Regions from separate parts of the Mus musculus genome. Here region 1 is linked to region 2. A link is a loop called in an ENCODE intact Hi-C map of the cell type or tissue named here. Cell type or tissue: heart. All regions are shown on one strand. Each heading gives the region's core, and the rest is flanking DNA. Links, peaks and the distances in the headings are about the cores only. Region 1 has its middle 11 kb from the start of Btg1. Region 2 has its middle 29 kb from the start of Gm33897.

Region 1 (8,482 bases), core at 196-8,195, 59 kb after region 2:
GAAAAAAATAGAACCAAGAATAAAACAATATGCACATAGACAAATCTTAACATTGAAACTCTGTAACTCAATAGGCCATGTGACCCTGCCAGTAACTTAAGAAGGCGCTTTATGGTGAGATAGCTCTGAGGGTAAAGATTCCTGACAACCTGAGTTTGATCTTTGGAACCTATAGAAGGTGGAAGAAAAGGTCACAAAATTTGTCTTTTGACCTGCATACTTGCAGTGGCATGTGCACTCACACACACACACACACACACACACATAGCCACTAATAAACGAAAGAGAAGCTAAGTGTTCCAAGATTATTTATTGTATGACGAAGGCGATGTACCCTTACTCTTATCGCATACACACGAATGCCAAGGTCTTGAGATGACAACAAGAGCCTTTACTGTAATCCTGGATGCTCTAGAACAGATTTCTTGGGATAACTGAATTTTCCAGTTACCGAGACACGGTTTTTGTTTTCTTCCCTTGCTTGTATCATTATCCCGAGCAGTAAATCTCATTTCATATTTATTGCAGATGTCGAACTTTAAAGGAATCAGAATTACTTTTTAAAGTTTACCTCATCTTATCAGGCTGTCTGGTTTGATTTGCAATTTTCTGCAAAGTGGAAAGGAAGGCTTAGGGGGGAAAATTACTGCTAAGGCTTTCCAGTAATCAGAGATGTGCTGACTCCTGCAGAAACCAACGATCAGGAGGGAAGGCTGGCAGAAAGCAGGTTAGCTGACACTATCACAGAGAGGGTCCAGATGTGGGATCACAAGCCCGGGAATGAGGATGGAATTCGATTAATCGCTTGAACAGAATCTTCTTTCCCCAGATTCTCTCTCCAAAGCTGTTCCTTTGGTCGCCAAGCTTTCTTGCTCAAATGTGACCTTCTCAAGGAGGTCATGCCTGACCTTTTTACTTAAAATAGCAACCTGTTCCCACCCCTACCCCAGCAACAATGCCCTGAGTGCCTTTAATGTATGGACCACACACAGTGCTATACGACTCTGTATGTCCTTGTCCCAGAACCGACCCGTCAGCCATTTTGCTTGATTCTTCACATTCCTCTCTAAAAGCAGAGGGCATTATTGTTGTTGTTGTTGTTATCTTCAAATGACAATAAAAGAAAAAAATGCTCTGCCCTTGATACATATTTTAAAATGTACAATCTTTAATCTAATTTTAGCATCTTCTAAAGAGTCAGTCTAAGTAGTAGACCCTTGACATTAAAAATGTCCTATCGAATAAGATCACACACGAGAAATGCAAGGCCTAGATAGGAGGGATGGCTCATAGGGGGTGGGGGGAGCACTTGCTGGTAAAGCTGGAGGACTGGAGTTTGATCCCCAGAACCAGTATAGAAAAACTAGACTTAGTGCTCCAAAGCACTCCTAAGGGGGACAGGGGAAGTGGTGGGAGCTCAAGGGCTAGCAAACAAGAGGGCTCCTGCCTCACACAGAAGGGGAAAGGGGGAATAGGTATTCCTGTAAACTGTCTTCTGACCTCCATGTGCACACAGTGGCTCATGCATGCCCATACATACATCACACACACACACACACACACAAAATAAAAATCATGTGATGGTAGCAGATTTGGTGGCACATATCTGTACTCTCAGCACTAACGAAGCTCAAGCAGGACAGTTACTAGTTCAAGGCCATCCTGGACTATATAACCAGCCCTCAACTGATAGAGAAGAAGAGAGGGGTAGGAGAGCAAAGCAAGCAATACTTGAGGAAGTGATCATGGTTAGCTGACCTAGAGGGAGGGTGGGGTGTTAAATAATTCTGTACAAGTGACCATAATGACAACTACCTGGTCTTACCAGTCTGAGAGAGTCACGAGGGAAAGCAGCCATAGTTAGCACATTCCAGGCAGTCAGCAGATCAACGGAGGCGGAGGTAGGAAACAGGAAGGCTGGCGCTAGCTGTGGTCCTAGGAACGTGTAGGTGAGAGTCTTTAGATCAGCAGAAGGGAAATAGCAAATGGTGGGGCTGTGGAGTGTGGAGATGGCTCAGAGAGGATGGGACCTTACAACCTGAGTTAAATTCCCAGACCCCACATGATGTAGAAGGAGAGACCCAGTTCTTCAGGTTACCCACTGATTCTCTCTCTCTCTCTCTCTCTCTCTCTCTCTCTCTCTCTCTCTCCCTCGTCAGCATCAACATATGCACCCAACAAATACATTTTAAAAAATCATTTACTCAAAAAAAAAAAAAAAAAAAACCAAAGCAAGCAAAAACCCAATAACAACAACAACAATCAAACAGGGGGCTGGAGAGTTGGTTTACTGATTAAGAACATATACTGCTCTTCCCGAGGACCTGAGTTTGATCCTCAGACCCTACATCGGGAGGCTCACACCAACTTTAGCTCCAGGAAATCTAAAACCTCCTGCACAGGCACTCAAACGTGCACAGGCCCAGGCACATAACTGAAAACAATAAAATAAATCTTAATAAAACAAAACAGCGAAGAGAGGGAAGCATAAAAATTAAGGCTGAATCTACTACTGCTCTCCACCTGTAGCCAAAGCAGGTGAATCAGGTGGTTTTGTTTACATTTTATCCTTAGGAATGTTTTGCCTGCCTGTATATTCGCATCACTTGCATGCCCGGTGCTCTCAGGAGGCCAGATCTTTTGGAGCTGGAGTTACAGGTGGTTGTGAGCTGCCCTGTGGATGCCAGGAACCAAACCCAGGTCTTAAGGTGCTCTTAAGTACAGAGCCATCCCCCAGGCCCTGGAACCAGGTAACTGGCTAGCCTCTCACCAGTAAAATCCAACATGAATCATCCTTCCATCCGCTCCGACCTGCGGAGTGATTTCTAGAATGAGCGATTCAGGAGGTGTGGGCATAGGGAGGAGACCAGTAGTGAAAATATTCACATTATTGCATTGAGAAAAACATGTCTGTAAAGCACACTCCTTAATGTCACAGGTCACCCTCGCTGTGGCAGGGAAGAGTTAACCAAGATCTGCTTCCAGTGGAGGCTCTAACTGAGCCAGGAGCTTTCCAATCATGGGGGAGCCATGGCCTTTCTCTGGCCCTCGGTGGATTCCACTCTTACCAAGAACTTTTAGGACAAGTCTATATCCTGCTCAAGAATCTTCAGACAATATACCATACAACGCTAGCATTGTGTTGGTTTCCCAACTGCCCCTTGAGTCAATATTCTGACGGCTCTAGCAACCGGTGGTGAGAATTTTGACATGAGAGGAAATCCTCACGGCTAGGTCGTGGCTATCCACACAGGCTCGACCTCTCTTTGCCTCATTATGGGTGCAGCAACCATAGCAAACTGAAGCTCAGAAGTGCGTGTGGAGCAGGAGGCAGCGGAGAGGCTGGAGATACAGTTCAGTTGGGTTGGGATCCTGCCCAGTGTGCACAAAGCCCTGGGTTAGATCCCAGCCCAGCACAGCATAAACGTAGTGTGGTAGCACAGCTGAGCTCCAAGGTCTTCCTCCACCACGCCATAAGGCCAGCCTGGGCTGCATGAAACCATGTCTAGAGAAAGAAAATTAACAATAGGACAACAAAAGAGATGTGTGTGTGTGTGGAGAGGTACTATGTAAATTTGGCATCATCACAATCTGTCGGGGTTGACCAAGACTCTCGGGTTTCAGCCTACTAATAAATAAGCAATTGTTAGTAAGCCCGTGAGTCAGAGAACCGTTTGTGAGTCAGAACCTATGACTGCGTTCCGAGGTCTAAGACAGAGCAAACATGGGAGGGGCACGCCACATGAGCAGCCACTAAATCATGACTAGTTGGAAAGCAAGGGTTTTCTTCTGGTGACAGCTTATTTCATGTTTGGGGGTAGCCATTGCCACATGTTTCAGAAGCAAAAGGAAAGACAAGGAGAAGTAAAAGAGGTCCTCTCCAGTTTGAGGCTTGACGCTACAACCCTGCGTCATGGTCAACTGTTTAAGTATCACAGAGCGAAGTTTTCCGGAGGAGTCCATCAATCTCCTGATCAGAGTGTGGGTTACGTGAGTGTGTAAAACTTCCTGAGCTCTGTGGATTTTCTATGTGGAGTGTCCCATACTTTAGAAGTTATAGAGCCATTTAAAAATTGGGATAAAGATGCTGAAGTGTAGCCCTTCACAGCTGATGGCTTCTGGTGCGGATGAGGGGGTGGGGAACGACTCAGTTATCTTTAAGGGGTTGGCCACTGGGAGTCTGACCATGCTCCAATGAGTGTATGGGCACACTTGGACTTGACATACATAGATCACAACATATATTTACATATATCCCAATATATATTTACATATAACACACAGCACTCACATACTGAAACAATACAAAGAAAACAATTGGACTTGGTGTGTGTATGTATATATACATACTTCCTTTTGGAGGAAGGGTTCAGGGGCGGGAGGGAAATGTGACTGGGTACATTGTATGAAATTCCCATGTTGGGAAAAAATATGAACCCAGGAGAGTTATCTTAAATTTGGGGTGCTTGCCCAGAACGCGCGGATTGCTGGGGTTTATCCCAGCTGTGCTCTTAGTGTTGCGAGCCTGAATTCCCAGGACTGAGGCAGAAGCAGGAGGACTGGCACTGACAGTCAAGGCCATCCTCAGCTACATAGAGATTCTGAGGCCAGCCTGGGATACGCGAGACCCTTTCTCAAAAGCAAACACAAGGCCTATTTAAACCTAACCTTGACTGGAGGTCTCCGTGGTTAGGAGCACCCCGCTGTTCATACAGAAGAGCCAGGCTTGGCTCCCAGACCCCAGTGTGGCAGATCCCAATCCTTCCTAACTCCAGTTCCAGGGAGTCTGACCTTCATCGGCATCTGAGTTGTGCTGTTTCCTAAGGTAGGACCGTGATGCTAAAATGACTGATAGATCTCGTCGCTCAAGCCGAGAGCTATCTTTTCTTGCTAAACCTTTAAAAAGCAGGACAGCCATTACCTGCATCAGGAAAATCAGACAACCTCACTGCCCCACGAAAGACCCCCCACCCCCCAACCCCGGCTTGGAATTCTGAGTACATTCTGAACCTGCTGAGGTATCATATGTCCTTGTAACATTCTCAGGAAGGCAAAAAGATGTTGCTCTCCTTTAAAAGTTAATACTGTGGACACAGCCTACAAAGGGGAAGTGGCCATAGGTCCTGGCCAATGCTGGTAGTCTTTACTCAAAGGTATCCTTTATCCTCTCAGGAGTCACAGCTGGATTGATAAACGTATCAATCTAATGGTATGACTACTTTAGCCATGCAATAGGCCTGGCTCCTCCAGTTTCTCTTCCCTCATTTTCCCTAGTTGCTAGCATCTTCCAGAAGTTTCTACTGGCTCCCTGTTGCTTGCCTTCTCCCAGACAAGCACTTACATCTTTCAGACTTCAGGTCCTGTGTCCCTCCTCTGGGAAATCGGGAGCCATTAACACAGCTCTCCGCGCCACCTCAGGAGCTTTTCTTTAGTGTACTGCAGCTCAGGTACAGATTCTGCAAACTACCAGGCGTTTCCTTCTCCCGGCCCGGCCCGGCCCGGCCCACTGGGTCACGGCACTCTCAGCCTTGATTTGTTTTGCTTTGTAGAGACAGGGTGTCTCTGTTAGATAACTCGATGTCCTGGAACTCGCTCTTATGTAGCCCAGGCTGGCCTTGAATTCACACAAATCCCCCTGCCTCTGCCTCCCCAAGTGCTGGGATAACAAGCATGTACTACCACTGTCCAGCCCATAATAGTATTTCAAAGGACAACTTTTAACATTGCTGGCCAGGTAACTTGTTCTATTTACTTTCAAACCCAGTCTTCTAAATGCATTTTACCCACTATAGGACATGACTGATTCGTAAACCTTGCTCCATACAGGGGGTCTAAGAAGCAGCAGTGACTACTGAGATAGCTCAGCAGATAAAGGCATCTGCCACCCATGCCTGGACTCCCAACAGCTGCTCCCTGGCCTCTACATGTCTGCCACAAACAGACCAACACACTCACACAAGTAAAAAAAAAATAAAGATCTAAGTTCAAGGTCTGTCTGGGGTAAGGTGACTTTAAGGGCAGCTAGGTCAACAATGAGACCCTATCCTCAAATAAATAAATAAATAAATAAATAAAAATTCTTACGTAAAAAAATATAACTCAATGGTTGAGCCTTTACCTGCCTACTAAGTACTGATAGGTTTTATAAGGTTTTATTTAGGCAGGTGGGGAGTGAGGCTTTTCCACCTACATCATGGCAGAAGAAATTATCACAACAAACTTTGCTGGCTGAGTCTGTGCCTGATGCCTGCACATGCGCTGTTCGGGCACACAAGGCACCACACACTCCTCAGTGAGGTTATCTTCACTTAGCAAGAGAGATAGCAGTCTAGTCCAGAAGGGCCCACAGTGAGTGACTCCTTCATGGCTGGCCAGGGGACATCAGTGATACTAGTGGGGGCTCAAGCAAGCACTGCACTTGGTTACACGTGAAGAAACCCAACCCCAAGCAGCTAAGGTATCAAAAGGCCGCTTTCCTTTGCAGCCAGGGAAGCACTCAGACCACTCCAGATTAGGAAGAGACTGAGAGGCACTGTTTGGTGTAGTGAATGCAAATGACCTGAGGGACCGCATGGAGCAAAGTCCGTGTACTCCCATATAGCAAGGACCACTAAGAATTGAGCCACAGAATGGATGTAAACTGTTTCTGCAGGGATTACACTGCTACACACACCGGGTAGAATGACACCATCTCTCAATTCAACCTGCATCCAATTTAGAACGAGGATCTGAAAGGACCCCCCCCCCCCTTTTAAACTGAAAAGAGTTAGTTCTGAGCCATGATGATAAGAATCTAGCTCAGAAAATTCTGTGAAAGAAAGATCAAGGCCTAGGCTATCTGGAGGTCCAGTCTTCCAAATTGAGGAACAACTCTTCCTTCTATTTTAAAGCCCAAGTACATTTTTACAGGTCCTGTCTAACGTAGACTTTAAGACACTCTAAGCTCTGGCTGAGTGATGGTGGCGCGTGCCTTTGAGCCCAGCAGAGGCAGGCAGCTCTCTGTGAGTTCAAGGCTAGTCTGATCTATAAAGTGAGTTTCAGGACAGCCAAGGCTATAGACAGACACCCTGTCTCGGGGGGGGGGGGGGGGGGGAAGGAGGAAGAAGAAAGGAAGGAAGCAAGGAAGGGAAAAAAGAAAAGAAAGGAAAAGAAAGGGGAAAAAAGAAAAGAAAGGAAAATTAAGAAAAGGGAGAGAGAGAAAGAGAAAGGGATTCTAAGCAAAATCATGCTATGACTGAACATCTGAGGGGAAAACCTTACTTGCTGTGTTTAATTTGGAATCCATGATAAAGTATTCAAATTCCAAACATCCATCTTACAAATGTCCTGTTATGTGGTTTCGCTTGTTTATTTGGTCTGGTCAACAAGCAGGCCCATTTATCTATATAGAATGACTCAGAGAGGTTAAGGGACTGCTCAAAGTCCCAAAGAGCCTGACACAGGCCAAGGACGAATTGTGTCTAATATTCCTTTTACACCAAGGGCCAACTTGTCTAAGAAGGAGAGAGGCCTCATAGCAAACAGTGTTATCTCCTGGGTGTGGCCATTTCAAGACTGTCCAGAGATGGCCAATTAGCAATGTGAAGTTCTATCACTCAGTCCATGCAAAGTGTAGGCAAATCACCCAGGGCAATATCCCTATGGCTATGTGCCTGGTTCCAAAGTCAGAAAGGCCTGAGTTCACATGGCATACTAGATGTTTGGCATTGGGGCAAATTAAGCTATCTTAATGTTCTACCCAGAAAATGAAACATAAAAGGTCCTGGTCTACCTGTCGATCCAACCCAGGTGGTGAAAGAGCCAATGGCAGTAGGCACTGATCATCACAAGCCTCACAAGCCCTTTTTCTAGGAGCACAAACCCATTTAGCTTATTGACCCAAGGGTACAAAATTATCATGGATGAAAACTACAAAACAGATTCAGTCCTGTTTACGGTGTAACTGTCATGTCTAACCAATTTACACTTATGTTCGTTTATGGAGTCTTCTCAAATATAGTCCATTGGTTAGTCATCTTTCCAAAAAGGTAGGGATGGCTTAGATGGAAAGGGGAAAGGTAGAGAGACTTCTGGCTATAGTGTGACAGCTACAAACAATGAAGCGCTGCTCTGAGTTCATCAAGTCAGCTTAACAGCATTAAAGTCCCTGAGAGCCTTTGCATGCCACCATGGGATACAGAGGGACACACAAGACTTTGAGTTGGCAGTAACGATTTGGGGTCATGTGTTGACTGAAAAATGACTTAATTTTATGCAAGCAATGATGTAGATAAGCTAAAGCTATGTGAGGTGACCCTCACCGTACTGTTCCAACAGCTCCTGGTGAATGACTTATCACTTAAAGGACAATTAAAGTCACAATTTTAAGTCATACTTAAACAGGAAGTACTCCTCTTACTTTGCTACGAATCTAGAAAAATCATCTCAGGAATATGCTGATCATGGACTCATCCATAAAAATGTTTTATGCTTACAAAGACAA
Region 2 (8,482 bases), core at 214-8,213:
AAACTTTCTGTTTCTGGCAGGAGACATGGATAGCAACGCTGCCTTGCTCAGTGAATGGGTGTCAGGGTGTCATATTTGAATGTGTAATGAGTAAACATTGGCAGAAACTCCCTTTACCATGTGACTTCAAAACAAACAGCAGTCAGCGGGGAACTACCAGCTGTGTGTGCAGGAAAAAAAAAAAAGGCATTTAGACACACTCCCTTATTGAAGCAAAAAAGTCCCTGTCTGCCATCACCTCCTCCTTCAAAACATGCAGGGCATAAATGACTTGTCACAAGGACTCAAGTACAAAGCCCCACCCCTGGAAAGTCCTCCTGGCAAGGCCATTGAAACAAAGTTCATGGGAACACAGAAGTAAGACATAAAATAGAGTCCAGGCATTTACAGAATCTTGCCTTCCCTTAAATCAACTGGTAGTTTCAAGGTGGGTGGAGAGAGCATCTAGCAGGAAGTTTCAAGTAGAGGTTTCTAACATAGGCTGCTGTGGCACCCTCTGCCATTCTGAGACATTCTGATGGCAAGGAAAAGCAAGTCCATTTTCTTAAATACAAAACGAAAGAGAAAGGCAGTCTACTTCATACAGTAAACTTCCACCACAAACAGCCTCTTCTCCATTCCTGCTGCCGCCAAAGAACACGCTTGACCTTGGAGCAAGAAACTTGTCTCCTGCTAGGAAGTCTACACCTGAAAATCAATTCCTTAAAACTTTCTGGCCCTGCCTCGGGTCCAGATTTATAGGGGAATGAGGGGCTAGGGAGACAGCTCTCCCTTAGACTCTGAAAAGATCACAGAAGGGAAAACCCATAAAACAGCAATACTCTTTAGTCATGAACACATGACACATGCACCAGGATAAGGAAGGATCTTTGCCAAACATTACATCTCACATTAAACTATTAAATGGTTCCATTCTGAACCGCCAGAGACTATAACAGCATTCTGGTTAATAAAACAAAAAACAAAAACAAACAAACAAAAACCAAAACAAAACAGAAAACCAGCCAGGGTGAATAGCAACGATCCCTGAGTAAGTCTCTGTTTTTTGTTCTTGCTTATCTTCTCTGGTAAACAGTGTGGCTCGCTGCTGCCTTCTCTAGCTACTTATTATAGAAAGAGTACACGGTCAGGGTGCATGTGGAGACATGTGGAATCTTTAGAGTGTAATAAGGCAAACAAATTTATCTATAGGCCTCGAGTGCTGAGCAGTAGGAGATATCACCACTGGAAAATATACGGCTTTGCTTTGAGGAAAATGTGTCTGGTCTTTGTACACGGTCAAAATGTTTAGAAGGGTGGTTTGGAGATCAATGGTTAACTTGAAATCTATTCTAGAACACAGCTCTCTTCTTATCCACAACCTTTTGGCTCCTTTGGCAGCAGGATCAAATGGTTAACAGAGGCCTGGAACCAGCAGATGTAAATGAAGTACATCTAAAAAAAGAGCTACATATATTCACAATTATTATCTACACACACACACGTACATGTGGAGGTATAAGCATCATATTGGAGATAAACAGATGTGTGTGGGAAGACATAGAAAACTACACATTCAGAAAGAACTCAGCTTTCACATGCTTCTTAGCCTGTACTGTATACAATTGTATACAAATAAAAAAAATGGATGCTCAGGCATAACTAAGAAAAATTTAACTGCCAAAATTATTTTAGAAAGCCATTTAGCAGTATACATGAAAAAAAAATTAGAGATTGCATGGTGTTTTCCAATCTGTAATTCCTCTCCCTGGCAACTCTCACAAATCAGTGGCATGGAAGGCATTTATAAAAGGACACTAATGTGAGACATTTATTTAATGAGAGGGGAGAGAGAGAGAGAGAGAGAGAGAGAGAGAGAAGAGGCGAGGCAATGTCAATTCATGGTAAATGTGGGAGCGGGTTATACTTCATCCTCACAGTGTATAATCAGAGCTGGGCTCAGCTGAGATAAAGGGCTGATTTTGAGGGGTTTCTGTTATGCTCACTTTTGAGTGATGAAAAAGAGAGACATGGAAAATGTATGTTACTCATAAAATAACCAGTAACAACCTTCCCCCATCTCTGTGTGTGGATGTACAACTGTGATTATAATATAAGCACGGGGGGAAATACAGAAGTCCATTTAAGGTTGCCAACTAGACCTACACACCTCAAGAGTGGGGGAGCTGAGCAAACGAAAAGGGGAAAGGTGGGGGGGAAGCCAAGCAAAGAGTTAAAGACCCACTTCTCCAAGTAACATAAACATATATGTATTTCTGCAAAATTACACACAGACACACACACACACACATATAGTCCAAAGCCAGCTCAAATCATGACCTTGGTATTAATAAAAATATCACCTATTTACTGAGCTCTCAGTATAGGCATGGCACATTCAAAAAATGATCCTTCTAGAATATTCTAAGAAAGCACATCTCCTCAAGACAGCCTACCAAGAAGCATAGTCACATTCCCATTTTCAACCAAAGGGCAGTCTAGGTGACTTCCCTACAGCTTCAGAGAACATCACTTGACACATTCAAATGAAAACAGAAATCTTGCTCACTTCTTTGGCCATCATGTTTGGTTTTCTTTGCTGTCTGCATCTGGAAGACAAATCTTAAGAAGACATGACAATCGTTAAACGTGTCAGTTATCCACTTGGTTTTTCATACATATGTATTTTGATCCCATTCACCCCTATTGCCTTGTCTTGGCACCTTCCATTCCTACTGAACCCTTTTCTCTTCTCCACCAGTGCCCCTTGTGCTTCACATGTCCTTTCTTCTTCTTAATGATCCTGTGAGTTTCATTAGAATGTCATTAGAGCAGGAATAAGGAGTCATTTGTAGGAATGTGAGCACCTTACCTGAGGTTACATCATTGAACAAGTTGTCTCTCCCTTTCTGGTAATGGTTAATCTTAATTAATTGTCAACGTGATTCTACTGATAAACACCTAGGATTGAAAGAAAGCACTACAGTGGGGTGTCCGTGTTGACAATCAGATTCTGAACTGATGATAGGGTTAGCCCTTGATGGCTTCATAACAGGATGGCTTCCACTGGGAGATGGAAACCTGCTTGGAAACAGTAGTTCTCCCTCTGTCTCTGTCTCTGACTGTCTCTATTTGTCTCTCTGTGTGTATCTGTTCTGTCTGTGTCTGTCTTTATCTCTCTATCTCTCTCTGTCTCTCTCTGTCTGTCTCTTTCTGTCTCTGTCTCTCTCTCTGCCAACCTCGATCACATGCTCTCCCCCCACCCCCATTCCGCCCAAGTACCAGGCTAAGCAATCCCAATCTGACCCTCTGTATTTACACCAAACATTTCCTTATGACGTGGCATGTGATGCATAGATAGATGTCCTACATAAACCATATTATCCAACCAGTCAACATGGGTGCGAGTCATCTAAGTCAAGGGTAATTGTCTTCAAAGCAGCCTATCACCCATTTGCTCAATAAGAAATCACTGAACCCCTCCTGTTCTGTGCTAGGAGCTGGGGATTTGTGGGTAGCCATGGCAACGTCTTAATAGGTGATAGATTGGAGTGAGCTGATCATTCACATTGTAGCAGTGTATTTTTGATTTTATATTCTAAAATTTAGATGGGGCTGACCTATTTTAACAAGACCATAGGGGGAGATTCTGAGCCTGCCAAAAACCAGGGGTACTTTCCAGGGTCCCAGCAAGTCTCTCTGATCCAACAGAGGAAGGGAGTAATAAATGAAAGGACCCGAAAGCATCCTTCCCACAACCAGCACATGGCAAAGCAAATTTTTTCTCATTAGTGTTTGAGGTAGATGTTATGGGTAACTTGCTTCTCTTCTGTCTTCATACTTAACTGGAACATTCTTTGATTGCCAACATCTATAAAGAAATACCATGCACAGAGTGTTTTATGTTCCAACACCATGAACCACCACTGCCCCTGGCCACCCATCCCCGCCCCAAAGATTTCTCTTCATCCTCTTCCAAAACCCCACTATATGGCTCTCCCTTAGAAGGTCAAGATGGTTGAAATAGAGGCAGTGATTGAGGTGAGGTTGTAGCCAGTCACTGACAGGCTTATTAAGTAAACATCATTGAGAAAACGCAGAGCATCGTCCACTGCTGTGAGTTTGGATTCGGAATCTGTAAATATACAAAGGGAAAAAGAGCTTTGGTGTCTCACAGCGCTTTCTGTCCAGGAGCCAAGAAGTTCAGTTGCACATGTGTGTTTTTGCAGACTCCTGGCTTGCACTCCTCTTCCTTATTCTGGCTGCCCCCTGCACCACTCTTGGCAAGCCTCACTCTGGAGAGGTCTGAAAAAGTTTCCATCCAAGCGATTCCTTTAGTTAATCATTAGCAGCTCTGGTAAAAAACTGTTGGTGAGCCAGTTGGAAAAAACTAACTGGGGGGGGGGGGAAATCTCAGAGTTCATTCATTTGAGACACTTCAGGAATCTTATCCTGGTATACTGAGCTATGGGTGGGCACCAGTGAGACACTACACTAAGAAATGATATCTAATCATGTCTCTGTATCTAATATAGGCTGCATGACATTGGTCAAGGGAGAGAAAGGTCATTGGTAAATAAATACACAGGTTAGAAACACTTCATCTTAACAGACAATTTAGGTGTTTTTATCTCCCATTCTACAATGTTAGATTTGAAACCAAAAGCTGTTCAACTTTGCCCGTATTAGAGCATCTTTACTTAAGTAAACAAGGAGTGTCAACTTGTTGCTCTCTGCAAAGCTTTTCTCAATCTGTTAGCTTGTGAATCATGTAACCCAGCAAGAAGCAAACAACCTCTCTTGCAGTTTCCACACAACTTTTCCCTTCTTGGCCGGGATTTCACAGCAAACTTTGGGTACACATAAACAAAGCTGTCTTCTGCACATAAAGATGACAGAGCTGTTGTTCACTCATTAGCTGTCAATATAACATGGCTTTCACTCCCCCGTGGCCGTGGCCGTGGCCTCACCCTTGTTTAGATTGCTCAGTTCCTTCAGTTTAGAGGACATTAAAAAGCAGAACTGGCCTGGCTGTTTTACGTTGATGGTGAACTTTATGCCTTGGTTGTGTTGCAACCCCAGAGTTTACTCAATTCCACCTGGCAATTCAGTTCTTTGAGATAAAGGAGGTTTCTCTGGGGGAAGCCAATAACAGTTTCTCTTTTGGGTCTCTTGTTGGCAGACAGCTGGTGGCACATTTAATACAGTCATATGACTAAGTGTGTGTGTGTGTGTGTGTGTGTGTGTGTGTGTGTGTGAAACTTTTTAACAGTTAAAAACAAAACTAGTGGAACCCAAAGGAAGCTATTGCCATGTCAGAGAACCTAGAGCATCATCTTGTTCGAAACTTTGTAAGGATGTCTTTTAGAAAAATCATCTCTTGGGGTGTAGGGGAGGCGGGGCAGGGCAGGGAATGTACGTGTGCGTGCGCGCGCGCGTGTGTGTGTGTGTGTGTGTGTGTGTGTGTGTACGTGCACTCACCTGCAGGTTTTGGAACTGTCATAAAGAATCCTGAAATACCCAATGAAAACTCCAAGCACCTCCTATGTTCTCACTCTCCCAAGCACTGTTGGATTTGAATCAATTTCTCATGACTGAAGTGAGAGTTGCATTTGTAGATCTTTTTTGCAAGTCCCGCATGTAGCTGTACACTTTTAGAAAACTACACTGAAAATGACAAACTTAGTAATAACTACACATGGAAACAGTGAGTGCAAGGTACGTAAAGAAAATTGGCAAAGGACCCATCAATAGGAATTCCAAGAAAGGAAAACTTCACGCTGTGACCTAACCAAACAGAAACTGTCTTCATATACACATCTGAGTACAGGAAAGAAAGAAAGAAAGAAAGAAAGAAAGAAAGAAAGAAAGAAAGAAAGAAAGAAAGAAAGAAAACTAATGACCTTTTCTAGCTCCAACCTAAAATATGTTGATAACCTTAACTTTACAAGTTGTGGAATTAGTTTTGCTTAGATAAACCACCCATGCAAGTGATTAGCTGATGATGAGGTCACTACAGCAAATCCCAGCCCTCTTACATGGAGCTTGGGAAGTCGGTGATGAGGATCATTCACATACGCAGAAAGGATCCCAAGTAAATATGAAGGTAGACATCGGAAGGACAGGTCTGAGAAACAAAGAAACCCAAAAATTGACATCAAACCACTAGAAGCCAGAAGGGACTCTCTGATTCTCATAGGGTTTAGGAAGAATCACTCTGCAGCCTTGACGGTTGAGCTAACCTTGGATAGATGCTCTCCAGCCCATGATGGACTTCTGTTGTTTCAGTTGACAAGTTTATGGTATTTTGCTAGAGCAGCCCCAGGAGACTTGGTATAGTTTGTAGATCCTCAGCCCAGGGAGTGGTACTTTTAGAAGGTAAGGCCCTATTGGAATAGTTGTAGCCTAGGAGTAGATATGTCACTGTGGGTCTGGGCTTCATGACCCTCATCCTAGCTGCCTAGAAGCCAGTATTTTGCTAGCAGCCTTCAGATGAAGATGTAGAACTCTCAGCTCCTCCTGTACCATGCCTGCCTGGATACTATGTTCCCACCTTGATCATAACAGATTGAACCTCTGACCCTGTAAGCCACCCCCAATTAAATGTTGTCCTTATAAGAGTTGTCTTGGTCATGGTGTCTGTTCATAGCAGTAAAACCCTAAGACAAGACTGATACACATAGTTCTCCTCAAGGTCATCTCCTGGGCACACCTTTTGTTTCTCTCGCTCCTTACTCATATAGCACCTGTAAAGCAAGGAAGAGAAACATTCGAGTAGGGCCCGAGGTTCCCTCAGATTTCTGTGTCTATAATCCTGACTTTTCTAATTTTAGAGAAACAGCCTTAAGAACTTTCCAACATTTAAAAAAAAAAGTGGCTGATTCTTCCTGTTGGCCTAAGAGAAAATAAAAAATAAAAAAAAAACTTTTAATTTAATTTAAAAAACAAGCAAACAAAAACTGTTAACTTGATCTGGGAACTGAGTTCAAGGGCTTGAGTTGAAACTCCACCTAGACAGCCCATAGCATCTGGAGAAGCAGATTTTACCTCCAATGGATCCTTCAGTTCAAAGCCAACATCAAATATCCTAATTATATCCTGATCCTCTGCTGGCAGTAGATACTTTCAGAACGCAGCACTGACCTTTGTGTGTTTGGTTTTTTGGTCTTGTTTTTTATTCACTCCTTTATTCTTTGACACTTTCAAATGTGTATATAATGTGTTTTTGTCCATTGCTCCCATCATTCTCTCATCCATCTCCCACTGAGACCCTTCCTCATCCTAAAAATAAAAGGGCTCCCTCCACCTCCACCTGTGGTCCCCCGCTTCACCTCTCCATCCCCCACCTCCCTCTCCCCCTCCCCTTAACCTCCATATCCCCCTCCCCCTTCCCCCACATATCCCTCTCCCTCTACCTCTATCTCCTCCTGTCCCTCCCCCCTCCCCTTCCACCTTCCTCTCCCCCTCCTCCCTGTCACACAGTTACCATGCTTTTGGGGGTTAGGTTTTGTGTGGCCCAAGGAGTTTAATTAGGGTTGTTTGGACAAACATGGATGCAAGGCTATTTACGGGTCTTTGGGAAACTTTCCAGTTGTCTATACGACTGAAGATAATGATACCTATCTTCCAACCCCACCAACCAAGAATTGCCAATATTTCCTTTGAAAGGGACAGAGCCTCGTGAGCCCCTTCCCCACATATGATGGAGTGGAGCCCAGTCTTGAGCAGGCATTTTGCAGGTTACCACACCCCAGCACAGTCTTTAAACAGCTGGCTTAGCCCAGTTTAATGGCTTTGTTTTACCTCTGTGACTTCCTCTTGGAGAAGAGTGAATGGTTTAGGTGCCTGGAAGTACCTGAAATGAGATTGGAGCTATCAATTACCTACAAGGATGGAGGACAGACATTCAGAGATGCATTTCTGTGTAATTTTTCCAAAGATGCATGAACTGTCTAAGGACATCTCTGTTCACCCCCAATAAAAGTACAACCACACAAATGAATGAGACCACTCAAATCCAACCAGCAGTGGAATCAGGGACCTGATGCTTGAAGACTCGCAGGCAGCTGAGTGATCCTAAAGCCACCTCAACATGGTTGACAACTCACAAGAGCGACATTTCTAGAGCTTTCCTACAGGCAACCCCATCGGTGAGTGGAATCACTGTTTACTGCTTTATACATACTTGGGAAGGGGCAGGGTTAATCCTGTTTCCTATTGAATTCCTTGAGTCTTGACAACCTCACGAACTCCATGAGATTCATGCATTTCCTTAACTTCCCAAGTCTTATAAGCCTCTCTCTTCTTCCCAGAAGGGACTTTTTGATTCTGAGGAAACAGCTACACAGAAATACATCTTAGCATTCATTAATTTAGGAATGGGACAGGGTGAAAGAAAGCAGCTTCGAATTAAGGGACAGTAGTGCCTGCTGGGAGTTCTGGGCAAGGACTTTATCCCTTGAAATCATGGATGACTAGAATGCTTTTGAGTCCAGGTCATGGG

Evidence for each region. A loop is a pair of places that touch in the nucleus more often than their neighbours do. Peaks named below come from ENCODE experiments on the same cell type or tissue, not always from the same donor. Only the 100,000 strongest peaks of a DNase experiment are listed, where the experiment ranks them.
Region 1: a loop joins it to region 2, with 1.9 times the contacts of the local background. A loop is called at or near these places in 4 of 42 quality-filtered maps.

Annotation. Positions count from the first base shown.
Region 1 is chr10:96,623,733-96,632,214 of GRCm38, reverse strand. No RefSeq gene overlaps it. Among named protein-coding and RNA genes, the nearest start is that of Btg1, 11 kb to the right of the region's middle. In heart, for the core only: no CTCF peak of the experiment used is centred there; no DNase peak of the experiment used is centred there; H3K27ac peaks cover 1,105 bases.
Region 2 is chr10:96,682,822-96,691,303 of GRCm38, reverse strand. No RefSeq gene overlaps it. Among named protein-coding and RNA genes, the nearest start is that of Gm33897, 29 kb to the left of the region's middle. In heart, for the core only: no CTCF peak of the experiment used is centred there; a DNase peak (open chromatin) is centred at 4,223; H3K27ac peaks cover 1,183 bases.